Linked DNA regions of Homo sapiens: region 1 is linked to region 2. Evidence: chromatin contacts called from ENCODE Hi-C or POLR2A ChIA-PET data. All regions are on one chromosome and are shown on one strand. Each heading gives the region's core, a stretch centred on a gene start or an enhancer-like site at or near the end of the contact. The rest is flanking DNA. Distances are from core to core; before and after follow the strand shown. Region 1 holds the start of PPA2 (inorganic pyrophosphatase 2). Region 2 overlaps LINC02503 (long intergenic non-protein coding RNA 2503).

Region 1 (6,487 bases), core at 3,988-6,487, 1.5 Mb after region 2:
TGTACTATTTGTAGTACAACTTAAACTAATCCCCCTGTGTTAAGTTCTACATCCATCTAACTCTCTATCCTATCTTATATCAACACACCCACAACCTCTCTGAGGTTCTGCAGCAGCTCGGCTTTTCCCTAAACTACGTCCCCTGAACACATATACTTAAGCTGGGACTTCTTCCACACTGCTTCATTAATAACCATATCTCCATTGGTTTTTTAATCTTTTATACATATTTCAAAATCTCAAGCTTTGGTGGCTCCTTATCTGTTGTTTTAGGGTTACCCTTTCTTATCCTCACTTACTATCACTTTAATAGGATATTTATTATAGGGGAAAAGAGATAAATGATTGTAGTCACTGTGTCATTTTTGCCATGGTATTTCACTGTCGTCAAAAATCAGATTGTGTCCTTAGGCATTAATTGCTAACCTCTATCAGGCCCATCAATCTACACGATATTGCCAAACAGTGGTCAAAATTCTCCCTTCAACTGGTCTGAAATCAGATTTTATTCTAGCATTTTCTAAGTTATCTATGTGATTCTTTCTCTCACAAGAGCAAGTTGTATCAGGATGAAAGTTTATTACTTACACTAGAGCAAGTGAGAAAATTGAATGGAATGTGAAAACCATACCTAATTTTATGTATCTATACCAGACAGCTAAATGTATGCCATATACCAACATATGATTACACACGACTACAAAACCACTTATAGAGATTCTTACTGGAAGCTTCAGCAATGACTAAAGCTAACTTTGTTTTATTTTCTGATAAAAAGATTAAGAAATGTAAAGGAGCCTAAAAACTTCAATAAAAATGCTTCCTCTGTTCCATATAGATCACACAATTCCTATTTCACAGCACTGATATAGAAAACGTTTAAGGTTTTAAGGACTGAAAAATCAAATAAAATACTTTTTCTATATTCACACAAAACCCATTGTGTTCCATTATATCAGTTGAAGTTCTATGATATAGGCCAACTTTAAAAAGTTACAGAAACTCATATTTAAGACTCAAACAAATTTTGTGGATTATTCACGGGAAGTTCTCTTTTAAGTCCAAAGATACAGCACTTTCAATGGCAGATTCCTCCTACTACCCAAATGACATAAAGAAAACCTACAGTAATTTCAACACAAGCACATGCTTACTATAAGTGACAAAGCAAATTAATTTTAAAGAACTGCTTGGTTCATTCCCAGACTAAATAAAAGCAACTTGAATTATCCACAGCACTATTTCTCTAAGTAAACCAGTTGCCTATCCCATAATAACAAAATTCCTAATTATGGAAAGCATAGCTTTTCCCTATCCTATGAGAACAGTATGAAATCTAAAATAAAATTTCAAGTTATTAACGAAACAAAACAAACAAAAACACGCAAGATATCAAAGGAATACTGGCATGCAGCATTAGGTCTTTGGCTCAATATAAGTGAGTCTAACTTCATTATGATTTCACAGTTAATTTAAAAGACTGCAAGTACCCATTAAAACTTTAAGACCTAGGAAGCCGGGCACAGTGGTGCATGCCTGTAGTCCCAGCTACCCAGGAGACAGAGGTGAGAGGATCGCTTGAGCTGGGGAAGTCAAGGCTGCTGTGAGTCGTGATTGCACACTGTGCTCCAGCTTGGGCAAAAGTATGAGACCCCATCTCTAAACAAACAAACAAACCAAAAAAATAAAAATAAAATGAATAAACAACAACAACAAAAAACCTTCTGAAACCTATAAATTAACAGGAACACTTCAAAATAATCAATCACATCACCTTATTTTCTCCCTTCACAGAATCTAATAATAAGGATTTTAGTCTAATGTCTTAAAGTCAAAAGGGAAAAATAAATAACATTTATTAAATACCTATCACGTGTGAGACACTGATAATTACACACATAGTCTCATTTAACTGCCACAGCAATTCTATAAAATTACTAGTGCTATCCCCATTTTATTTACGGAGAAACTGAGCTACCGGATGTCATCTGAAGGTAAGGGATGCCTCTGGTTAATTCAGTCGAGTGACTTGTCCAAGACGGTAAAGTCAGGACTACAACTTAAGTGGTTTGACTATTAGTTTAGAACTGTTACAGCACAGTTGCTTCTGGAAGTTGCAGAAATCATAACCCTGATGTCACTAAGATGTTAACAAATGTTCTGAGAAATAAGTACTCTGTGGTTCAGTTTTTGGAGAAGTTACATCCGAATTTTCCAGAACTTAAATAGGCAAATTCTTCTTCAAAAAAGTAATAAAATGGGAAGTGTTCTAATTTATTAAACCATGAAACCCTCTGTTTTAACGAAAACCTAATAATATACCATGGGATGCTTGTGTTCAACTAAGCAGTCTGGAAAATGATCATCTGGTCCAATCTCCTCATTCCATGGTTTTAAAAAATGAGATGCAGGGAGGTGAAGTGACAGCAAGATACTAACAGGGTCAGGGCTGGCACCAAGGAGGCCTGATGATTCCCATCAGGATACCCTTTCCCCTAATCATCCTGTCTCACTCTTTCTACAAAGTTTAACACCAATTTTTTTTTAAGTATTACATCAATCATTTATTCTGATTTTACTGAATGACAGTAAAGAGAAACCATTTACAGACATGAAGCTCGAAAATGTTCTACCTCCCAATGCACTAGTATTTCAGAGACTTGGAATATATTTGGAGATGTGGAAAATGATTACACTTTAGTAACACTGAGTAACAATTTTAGGCCAAGTATACTACACTCATATTTTTTTTGAAGTGAGACATTAGTCCACCCTAGTACTGCATACAGACACACTGAGTAATAAATATCCAATCTGTGATCATCTTTATAAAGGGCAATTTATTCGTTGCTTTCCCCTTACCCCATTCGCCCTAGAGTGGCTTCGTTTCACTTTGCCCTACCCCTTCTAGCAGGTAGTAAACAGTCCTGGCCAGTGATGCCATCTGGCGGTTAGTTCAGAAATTGTTTAACCAACACACCTTCCAATCAGGATCTTACCATCGGGACCCTCTCCAAAACCACACTCCCCTTTCTTCCAGTTTTTGCCCATTTACCTTAGTAAAATCGGGTTTTCTTCTTTCCTGCCCTGTTTATCCAACTGAATGAAAAACGTATTTTATTTGTGGCACTCTAGTTACAGAAAAATCATGAGTCCTAAGTACATTTGCAGCTAAAGAAACAAACCAACAATAAGAGGCCAACATACTCCCAAAAATGCCCCCATTCGACATCCTGTCTTAACAGAGACTGTTAGAATCTCCGTTATTCATCCAATGCCTTCAGGGAATACCAGTGCTGAGAAGGACCTTGAGGATCATCGTTTCAAGGTCAAAAGCTTCATTTTACAGCTGAAGAAACTGGCTCTGTGAGAAAGAACTGAAGTAACCACCCACCCAACAGCACACAGCGAGTTAACGGCAGAGCCAAGATTATGGCCTAGGACTCCCCATTCCAAATCCGGTACTGGGTCAACTACTCTGTGCGCTCCTGGCTTCTCAAGCCTGTTTTTGCTCAACCAGTGTATTTACTTTTTCCATAATTATAGTAATATTGTGAATCTCTGTACTATGCCTAACAGTGTCTAGCACACTTCATAAATATTTATTATTTGGGTATCTATTAATTACCGTACTTATTGCAAATCTAGAATACTTGCAGTAGACAGGCCTTTTTTCAATCTGCTTAAAAAGCGAACTGCCACTTCATAATTTTTTCTGACTATTCCCATTAATCATCACATGGTAACCTTTTAGAACATAATCCATTCAGAAATTTGAGACTTCCTGTTCACCTGATCAGTCTTAACCAAAGATAGAAGAAAATATGTGGCATAGGGTGAAAACTGCAACCAATTTTGAAGAAAATAGAAATTCTAGTACTAGTTGCATTATAATCACACGACTTTAGGCAAACTCTTCTTTCCCACAAAATAATCCTCGACCCTAAACTCATGTAGCATAACTGCAAATCTCTCATAAATTACAAATATCTATAATGATTATCGGTATTAACAATAGTAATTTATATTTTAGGCCCTGTGACTAATCAGTTTACATATATAATGTCATGTAATACTTGCAGCCCTATTTTACGGATGAGAAAAAACAAGGCTTAGCAACTTAAACTCGTCCGGGGTCACAGAGTTAAGACGTGAAGAACTCGAGGGCCTGCTTAGAACTGAAAGCCTCCAGAGCCAGTGCTCCGAAAAGGGGAGCGATAATGCAAGGCCCACTTTGATACTACCACTCCAAGGCTCTGCAGTCAGTGGGGAGTGAAGGCAAGCGACCGACATCGCTATTTTCTGTTACGGTTAACGTACACAGTGAAACAATGGGGTACACGGAACAATGAGTCACGAAGACCTGGGTCCTTTCTCTGAGCTCGGCAACTCAGGGACCCCCCCGAAGTCGCTTAGCCTTCTGGGCTTGTTCAGCTTGGGGAGGAAAAGGGGCTGCTCCGGAACCAACGAGGCTTTGGATGGTGGATCACACTCAGGGTGTAAACTTGTGCGTACCAAGTCAAGCTTCTGGGGAAAGAACCTTCATCAGAGTCCCTCCAAAAAAAGAAGACGCGCTGGATTAGGCATCCGCAAAGTTCCGCCTGCCTCTCCGACGTCAGGGAGCTCCCGCAGTAGGAGGTTTCTTACGCCTCTAGGAAGGCCGGCGTGTGGGCGGGCTCTGCCTTCCCTTCCTCACTGAGTTGTGTGAACCGGGAACGGCGGCCGGGCCGGCTAATGGCTGCAGGCCGCCGCGGGGTGGCCGCTTGCACTCTGCCTACCCCTCGGGGAGGGCGGCTGGCAGGGCACAGGGCGCTATCTACCCCCCAGCCGGCAGCCCTGCGCCTCTGCTCTCCGCTTTGGGGTCTTGATCCGCCGCCTCCTCGCTGGCAGTTCTCGTGACTCGGTGCGCGCTCCCGCGGGAAGTAAGGTGGCCTGGACCGCGCGGCTACCGCTGAGGGCCCCAAAAAGAGAGAAGGGAGACCGCGCGGGGCGTCCCAAGTGTCCCCCATTCCATCCCCCACCCAGGTTTCTCCGGTGCGCCGCTCGGCGAACCTCCGGGAGCTACTTACTAAAGAAGAGGCGGTAATTCTGCGAGCAGGGCTGGCCGCGCTCCTCAGTGTGGTACAGGGCCATAGCACGGCGCGACCCGGTCCCTGCACTGGTCCCCAACCGCAGGCACGCAGCGGCTGGGGCACCCGTGCGCAGCAGCCGCAGCAGCGCGCTCATGGCGTCAATGACGGTCCTGCTGTGCGCGCGGAGCTACCTGGGGGCTCGGCCGGGCCGCACGCCGGTGCCCCCTACCGTCCGGAGTCATCCCTCCCGCCCCGGCGCTCGGGCTGCGATCCTGGTCCCTGCCAGTGGAATCTGGAACACCAGCCAGTTGTGCGCACTATGCCCTCAGCGAGGCCGCAGCTCAAAGACGAGTGAGACAAGACCCACCACCCCTGAAGAGCTCACTGCCACTCGTTAATTCATACATTTATTCATGCCTTCATTTATCCCGTCAAGAATTACTATCATGATTTTTTAGTATAGTGATGTAATATTGAGTGATTACTCTGTGCCAGGAACTGCTCTAGACCCTGTCCAATATAGGAGATGAGCGCACATGCACGCAAAGACATCACTATAAGACAAAATGATCAGGCCACCACGTGAAAACGGGACGTTGACACCGACTTACAGAGCAAAAAACCCTAAGTAGCTTACTCAAATGCCATCTTCTCCATAAGGCCATTTCCTAACCCAGTAGAGATTATTTATTCTTTCTTTTATTTTATTATTTTTTGTTGTTGTTTTGTTTTTGAGACGGAGTCTCACACTGTTGCCTGGGCTGGAATGCAATGGTACAATCTCGGCTCACTGCAACCTCCGCCTCCTGGGTTCAAGCTATTCTCCTGCCTTAGCCTCCTGAGTAACTGGGATTACAGGCATGCGTCACGACGCCTAGCTAATTTTTGTATTTTTAGTAGAGACAGTTTCCCCATGTTGGTCAGACTGGTCTCGAACTCCCGACCTCCATTGATCCGCCTGCGTTGGCCTCCCAAAGTCCTGGGATTACAGGCGTGAGCCACCGCGCATCGGCCAGGCGGGGTGGCACACACGCCTGTAGTTCCAGCTACTTGGGAGGCTGAGATAGGAGGATGGTTTGGGCCAGTATCCAGGAGAATGGATATTGTAGAACAACCAGTAGTCTGCCACGTGTCATTTTATTTTTTTCTAGTCCATCTTCTTTGGGACTATCATCATCTAGGCTACTTTCCTACTGGGCACCCAGGTTCTTTCAGCATCTCCAATTATCGTGTGATCATTAAAATTGAGATACTGGTCTACCCAAGTTCCAGAAAGGATTCCTAGGAGATATTGTGACTAGCTACTTAGAGACACTCTACTAAGATTATAGATCCTAAAATGTTTTTGTCAACAGTGGTACCTTTGTAATGTGTCAACTTGAATAGGCATAACTATAAGGCAAATGCTCCCATAA
Region 2 (7,129 bases), core at 4,443-6,942:
GTTTTGCTCAAGAAATCTTTGCTAGGTCCAATGTCCCAGAGAGTTTTTCTAATGTTTTTCTGCAGTAGTTTCATGGTTTATGTATTATATTTATGTCCCTAACCCATTTTGATTTTATTTTTTAGATGGAGTGAGACAGAGGTCTAGTTTCACTCTTTTGCATATGGATATCCAGTTTTCCCAGCACCATTTATTGAAGAGACTGTCTTATCCCCAGTGCATATTGCTGGAAAATTTGTCATAAATGAGTTCACTGTAGGTGTGTGGATTTGTTTCTTGGCTCTCTATTCTGTTCCTCTCATTTGTTGTCTGCTTTTATGCCAGTATCATGCTGTTTTGGTTACAATAGCTCTGTAGTATAATATGAAGTTAGGTAATGTGATTCCACCAATTTTGGTTTTTGCTCAGGATGGCTTTGGCTATTCTGGATCTTTTGTAATTCCATACAAATTTTTGAATGATTTTTTCTATATCCCCGAAGAATGTCATTAGCATTTTGATAGGGAGAGATTACATTGAATCTGTCGATTGTTTTGGGTAGTATGGATATTTAACAATATTAATTCTTTCAGTAAAGTAACATGGAATATCTTTCAACTTTGTGTACTCTTCAATTTCTTACAATGTTTTATAGTTTTCATTTTAGAGATCTTTCACTGTTTTGATTAAATTTATTCCTAGGTATTTTATTTCATTTGTAGCTATTGTAGATGGGATTGTTTTCTTGATAACTTTTTCAGATAGTTTGCTATTGGCATACAGAAATGCTACTGAGTTTTATATATATATTTTGTATTCTGCAACTTTACTGAATTTGTTTATCAGTTCTAATAGTTTTTTTTGGTGGAGTTATATTTGGTGTTTCCAAATGTAAGATCATTATCATTTGCAGACAAAAATGATTTGACTTACTCCTTTCTAATTTGAATGCCATTTTTTTTCTCTTTTTTGATTGCTCTGGCCAGGACTTCCAATTCTATGTTGAAAACAGAGGTAAACGTGAGCCCTCTTCCCTTACTCCAGATCTCAGATGACAGGCTTTCACTTTTTCTCCATTCAGTATAGTAGCTGTGGGTCAGTTATATGTGGCTTTTATTGTGTTAAGGTATATTCCTTCTATATCCAGTTCCAGTTTTTTGAGAATTTTTATCATAAAGGGATGTTGAATTTTGTCACATGCTTTTTTGCCATCAATGGAAATGATCAGATAGTTTTTGTTCATCATTTCATTGAAATTACTTATCACATTGATTGATTTGCATAGGTTGAACCATCCTTGCATTCCTGAGATAAGTCCTTCTTGGTCATGATGAATGATCTACTTAATGTGTTGTTGAATTTAGTTTGCTAGTATTTTGTTGAGGATTTTTGCATCAATATTCATCAGGGATATTGGCCTGTAGTTTCCTTTTTTATTTTTTTATGTGTTCATGTGGTTTTGGTAGCAAGGTAATACTGGCCCCTGGCCTCATTGAATGAGTTTGGAAGTATTCTCTCCTCTAAATTTTTGGAATAGTTTGGGTAGGATTGATAATAGTTCTTTAAATGTTTGGTAAAATTTAGCAGTGAAGCCAGTGGATCCTGGGCTTTTCTTTGCCAGGAGACTTTTTATTATGAATTCAATCTCATTCCTTGTTATTGGCCTGCTCAGACATTGGATTTCTTTATCATTCAAACTTGATAGGTTGTATGTGTCTAAGAATTTGTTCATTTCTTCTAGGATTTCCAATTTATTGGCAGACAGTTACTCATGGGAGTCTCTAATGATCTTTTGAATTTCTGTGGTATCAGTTGTAATTTCTCTTTTTACATCTCTGAGTTCATTTATTTGGGTCTTCTCTGTTTTTCTCTTAGTCTGGCTAGAGGCTTGTTGATTTCATTAATCTTTTAAAAAACCAACTTTTCCTTTTGTTGATCTTTTGTATTGTTTTTTCATTACAATTTTATTTATTTCTGCTCTGATTTTTATTACTTCTTTTCTTCCACAAATTTTGGGTTTGGTTTGCTCTTGTTTTTCTAGTTCTTTACGATGCATCATTAGGTTGTTCATTTTAAGTTTTTTTACTTTTTTGATGTAGCCAAATATTTCTATAAACTTTCCTCTTAATACTGCTTTTGCTATCTTTCATAGGATTTGGTATATTGTTTTCCTTTTTTATTTGTTTCAATAAATTTTTCAATTTTCTTATTAATTTCTTCATTGACCCACTTGTTATTCAGGAGCATATTCTTTAATTTCTATGTGTTTGTACAGTTTCCAAAGTTCCTCTTGTTATTGATTTCTAGGGGACTTATGTCTTATATAATTGTAAATTATGAAAAAATGATAGTGCAAATGATAGAAGTTTCTTATACTGTTTGTTGAAGAATTATGATATTTTTGCCAATGTGGTGTATTAATTCTTATTATGCTGTGATATGTTAAGGATGCATATTGTAATCCTTAGAACAACCAGAAAAATGTACACAAAAGTGTATATATATATATTTAAATAGATAATTAAAATACCAGATCGATAAATCCTTTATTTAATTAATCCAACATAAGGTCAAAGAGATACAAAAAGAAAATAGACAAAACAAACAGAAAACAAATAGAAAAATGCTATGCTTAGCATATAACCATATAATTTACTAAATACTCAACATAAAAGGCAGAGATTAACATACTGGGTAAAATATCAAGATCCATATATAGATATATGCATTTGTATATGGGTCTTGATTTATGAATGCATATATCTATATATCTTCTGTATCTATCTATATCTGTATCTAACCACTATCAAGAGAGAGACAGAGAGAGAGAATTCCTTAGAGAATGTCCTGAAGACTTTCTTCAGTCAAACTGTGTAGTAATTAATTTTAGAACCCAGAATTTGGACAGAAAATTTTCTGGAGATGAAGAAAGTTTCACAAATATTAAAAAAACAATTTAAATGGAAGACAAAATAATATTAAATATTAATGCACCAAACATAAGAGCTTCAAAATACATGATATGATTATGAAAGAAAGGGAAACAGAGACAACTCAACACCACCCTTGTAGCAGATGAGAAGACAACAGGAAAAGATAAAACCACTATCACCAAATTTGACTTAATTTTTATTAATAAATTTCTATACCAAACAACTGAAGAATATACAACTTTTCTTTCATTTTTCAAGGTTTTGGATAACTTTAGATGATAATTAACTTAATGCTCAGATCACACATGTATATATATGTATATTTATACAGACATACATATTCATATATCTGTATATATAACTTTTATCGATATCTCTATTAATATCAAGAGAGAGACACAGAGACAGAGAATTCCCTGGAAAATATCTTAAAAACTTTCTTTGGGCAACTGTTTATTGTGGTAGTTAGTTTTGGAACCTAGTCATAGCTTTTCTTTTCTTCTTAATCAAATAAGAAAAACAAATAAATACAAGTAAATTACATCATTCTCAAATCCTTATTTCAATATGAAACCATGGAAAAGGATGGTAATATTAAAAAAAAAAGCAACTTAATGTCTTGAGCTACCACTGAAGTAATACAAATGTAGTATATATTTTCAGTATTTATTTGATATTATAGAACATCATCAATTATACATTTATCATGAAGTATGCTAGAAGGCTCTATAATGAATGTTACACTAGAATCCTTTGTTTTTATTTATTTGAAGACATATCCAATTGCTTGCTCTAGTTAGTTTGCTATCTTTTGCAGGAGGTGAGTGCCCTCTTCTGGTTCTCTAATAAAACTGATAATAATGGTATCCCCAACGGATTGATTTACCTGTTATTTTCTAACAAATTTTCCTTTGCAGTCAGAAATATTTAATAAAATTATGTCCATTTTGCTGTTTTATCCTTTACCACCAGAATGTGGCAGATAGCCATTACTTCTAAGCAATTTCCACATCTTGTTCTTAGTCTTGATAATCTTTCTCTAAGCCACAGTGTGAAAGTTTGTCTCTTTAATGTTTTTATTGCTTAAAATAGGAAAATATATTTCAAGTATTATATTCTGAGCTAGAATGTAAAATTTTCTAACTATTGTGAAAGAAAAAAGGAAGGATGACGAAGGAGGGAAGATTGCAAAACCTAACAACTTAAGGCGGTTTTAATTATTTGTATGATATATTGGGAAGATATTTACAATATGACTTTTCCCCATATTACACACACACCTATCAGATGCTTGAAAAAAAATAATTGTTTTTCATTATGATTTGTTCATTTATTTTACCCTGTCAGACCATAGTTTCTATTCTTCAGTGTGCTCCCCTCAGTTGGCACTTAATAAAAAACAACCAAACTTACACACACACACAAGCAAAAAGCAAAGAAACAAAAAAATAGCCTGTGAAATAATAATTCTTAAGAAAATAAGGAGGTCTTTCACTTCTCTCATCGTTTTTAGAATAACCATTATTTTTTGCAGTCGATCAACAGTCATGAATAATAGCCAGTTTTTTTGTTGTTTTTTTTTTTGAGACGGAGTCTCCCTTTGTCGCTTGTCGCCCAGGCTGGAGTTCAGGGGCGCGATCTCCGCTCACTGCAAGCTCCGCCTCCCGAGTTCACGCCATTCTCCTGCCTCAGCCTCCCGAGTAGCTGGGACTATAGGAGCCCGCTGCCACGCCCAGCTAATTTTTTTGTATTTTTAGTAGTGACGGGGTTTCACCGTGTTAGCCAGGATAGTCTCGATCTCCTAACCTCGTGATCCGCCCACCTCGGCCTCCCAAAGTGCTGGGATTACAGGCGTGAGCCACTGCGCCCGGCCAATCACGGCTAGTTTTGACGTGATGAGAATATCCTGTCAAAACATTGCCAAGTAGAAGTCAAGAATGACAACTTTAGCAAAATATCTTTTGAACACATGCATTTAACATGGGAGGCACACTTTGTTTTAATGTTTAACTGACAGGATAAGCCAGAATTTCCATGACCTGTTGTTAGAAGCTAGAATTTAGATTATTTAATCAGTGTTACCTTTGTCTGCATAAATAAAATTACCTTTATAATTCAGAATAGAAAATATTGTCAGATTAAGGTGGGGTAGGGTTTCTTGCCCAGGAAAATTGTTACCTATAGCAATCAAAGACATTAGATAGTTATTCATTTCCACTTTTCCCTTTGCTCATATAAATGAAATATTAGTACTAATAGAACTCTTTTTGCAGACAAGAAGGGAGAGAGAATAATTTGGAATAGAAGTTTAGGCACAATGAGATAAAATTCCATTTTTACTGAAAAATAAGAAATTACAACTTCTACATTTTTCCCCACCAATATTCTTAGATGCTTGGGCAGATCTAATCTTGATGAGACCATTAAATATCGATGGAGTCACTCAGATTAAATAATTGAGATAATTATCTTGATAACTCAGACTTAAAAGGAGGGTTTTAAAGAAAACAAAACAGAACTGGGATGACCTAGCCTTAGTTCCAGTACAAACTTAGATCATATATGTGCATTTTCCTTCATTATATTTAGCAGAAAAATATTGCTAAAAGTCACTCCATATGAGATGAGAATTTAATTGGCTCTGTGTTTAATTTAATCAATCATTTAAGACTTAAAAATAGTCCTGAATTGCTGAACCTTTAATGAAAACTTGGCCATGGAAGTTAAAAATAAAAGCAGCAATAGATGGCACTAGAAGATCAAGTCTCAGACGAAAATCCATTAGTCCTATTTCCTCCTCTAATCCCTATAAAACATTTGACAGGAGTATAGCCAGGGAGTTGGAGGACAGGCATAGAGAGACAATCCCTGTTAAAGGGACAGATACTAATTCCTTTGTCTACTTGTCCTGAAAGGCATCCCAGAATGTGTTGGGGGAAAAGAAAACGGCCAATTTACTACAAAGATCCTGCTCAAGGCACAACATTAACTGTCCCATTTAGTTTGAATAAAGAATAGATAAAGGGAGTTCTACCCTGACTTTTATCAGGCATTTCTGCTGTTTTATTTGCTGCTACTGATAATTGAGGTCTTGCTGCTTAGAAAAAGCTCGATAAATTTATTTGCCATTAAAATAATCACTACGTTTCCTTTCCCCATTGGCAATAACCCAAATTATTTATGAAATACAGATTTTTCTGTTTCTTTCTAACAAAGCAGACACAAAGACATTAAAGCATTTTAAAATTTAAGCCTTCAATGGCCTGCATTTCATAGCAACAGACTTATTTTATTTATTTTTTATTGTGTAAATCCTTCAAGGCTGAGTGCTGCCTGCACAACACTCTTCTTGTCTCAGCTTGACTGGCCCCACAGCCATGACTCATCTTTTACAGTTGCAGCTTTTGAAGCACATTCCAGACCTGCTTGTTCCCACAGCTCTCCTAATCCTTTCACATGACCATGAAGACAGCCTTTAAATTCAACGGAAGATGTTTCTGACATTTTTTTCAAGCTATAAAAACTATTTCCAGGTCCAGGTTGGGGAATGATACGTGGATGTTTGGAGAAAATCAGGGGTTATCATTTTTCCTCCCTGCTAGCTACTAAGAAGGGTCTTTAAAAAAAAAAAAAAATCTCAGCATTCTGTAGAAATTTATCCAAACAAGTATTGTCTTTGCAGTGCTGTATTCTCAATAGTAAGAAATTATTTTAAAATCAGCAGTTTCTGAAGACAAATTTTTATTAAATCTGCAATCAGAGAAATTTTAAAAAATGTTTAATGGCTCATAGAAACAGTGTAGAAAATTTCAGCTTCATTTCCTCACTAATAGGATTGATTTTCTTCTCTTATTTTATCATTTTCTCTTTCTTTATTGGTAAATAAAATAGAACTGGCCTACCTAAATATAAAATTTATTCATAGGCGTTATTTTAAATAATTTCAACTATTAGGAATCATCATGGGTCTACTACAGAAATCATATATATAAATTGAAAATATATTTCTTTCTTTTCTTCTTCCCTTCCTCCTCCCTCCCTTCCTTCTTCATCCCCCATCCCTTCCCCACCATCCTTTTTTTTTGCTTTTGTCTTCTTTCTCCTTTTCTTCCATTCTTATATACATTCCATAAGCATTTTTGAATTCTTGTTTTGCTATTAAATTTTATACACACATTGTCTTTGTTTTTCTAATTTAGCTAGCAAATTGACTTTAA

What was found. Hi-C counts contacts between places; a loop is a spot of excess contacts on that map. ChIA-PET counts read pairs that join two places held with the same protein, here RNA polymerase II (POLR2A). Pooled maps may share reads with other maps.
Region 1: a map of mammary epithelial cell shows a loop between it and region 2 (17-fold over the local background). The contact joins the promoter of PPA2 here to the enhancer-like site in region 2. A Hi-C loop is called at or near these places in 10 of 168 maps with a recorded cell type or tissue (A673, Calu3, HCT116 and 7 more), 2 of 37 single-sample maps with no recorded cell type and 10 of 50 pooled maps. POLR2A ChIA-PET finds 5 or more read pairs at or near these places in 2 of 52 experiments (MCF 10A and PC-9).

The regions. Positions count from the first base shown.
Region 1 is chr4:105,468,825-105,475,311 of GRCh38, forward strand. It overlaps PPA2 (inorganic pyrophosphatase 2), which reads right to left and starts at 5,238. Exons shown (of 12, transcript NM_176869.3): 1 at 5,070-5,238. The coding sequence starts at 5,226. RefSeq lists enhancers at 4,419-4,588, 4,879-4,998 and a silencer at 5,219-5,428.
Region 2 is chr4:103,990,524-103,997,652 of GRCh38, forward strand. The region is part of intron 3 of LINC02503 (long intergenic non-protein coding RNA 2503); the gene reads left to right. Among named protein-coding and RNA genes, the nearest start is that of LINC02503, 32 kb to the left of the region's middle. Within about 2 kb of position 5,693, at least 5 of the 41 ENCODE cell types and tissues checked have a DNase peak (open chromatin) inside an H3K27ac peak, as active enhancers do; they include A673, HCT116, dorsolateral prefrontal cortex and 1 more, where a contact is called at or near this core.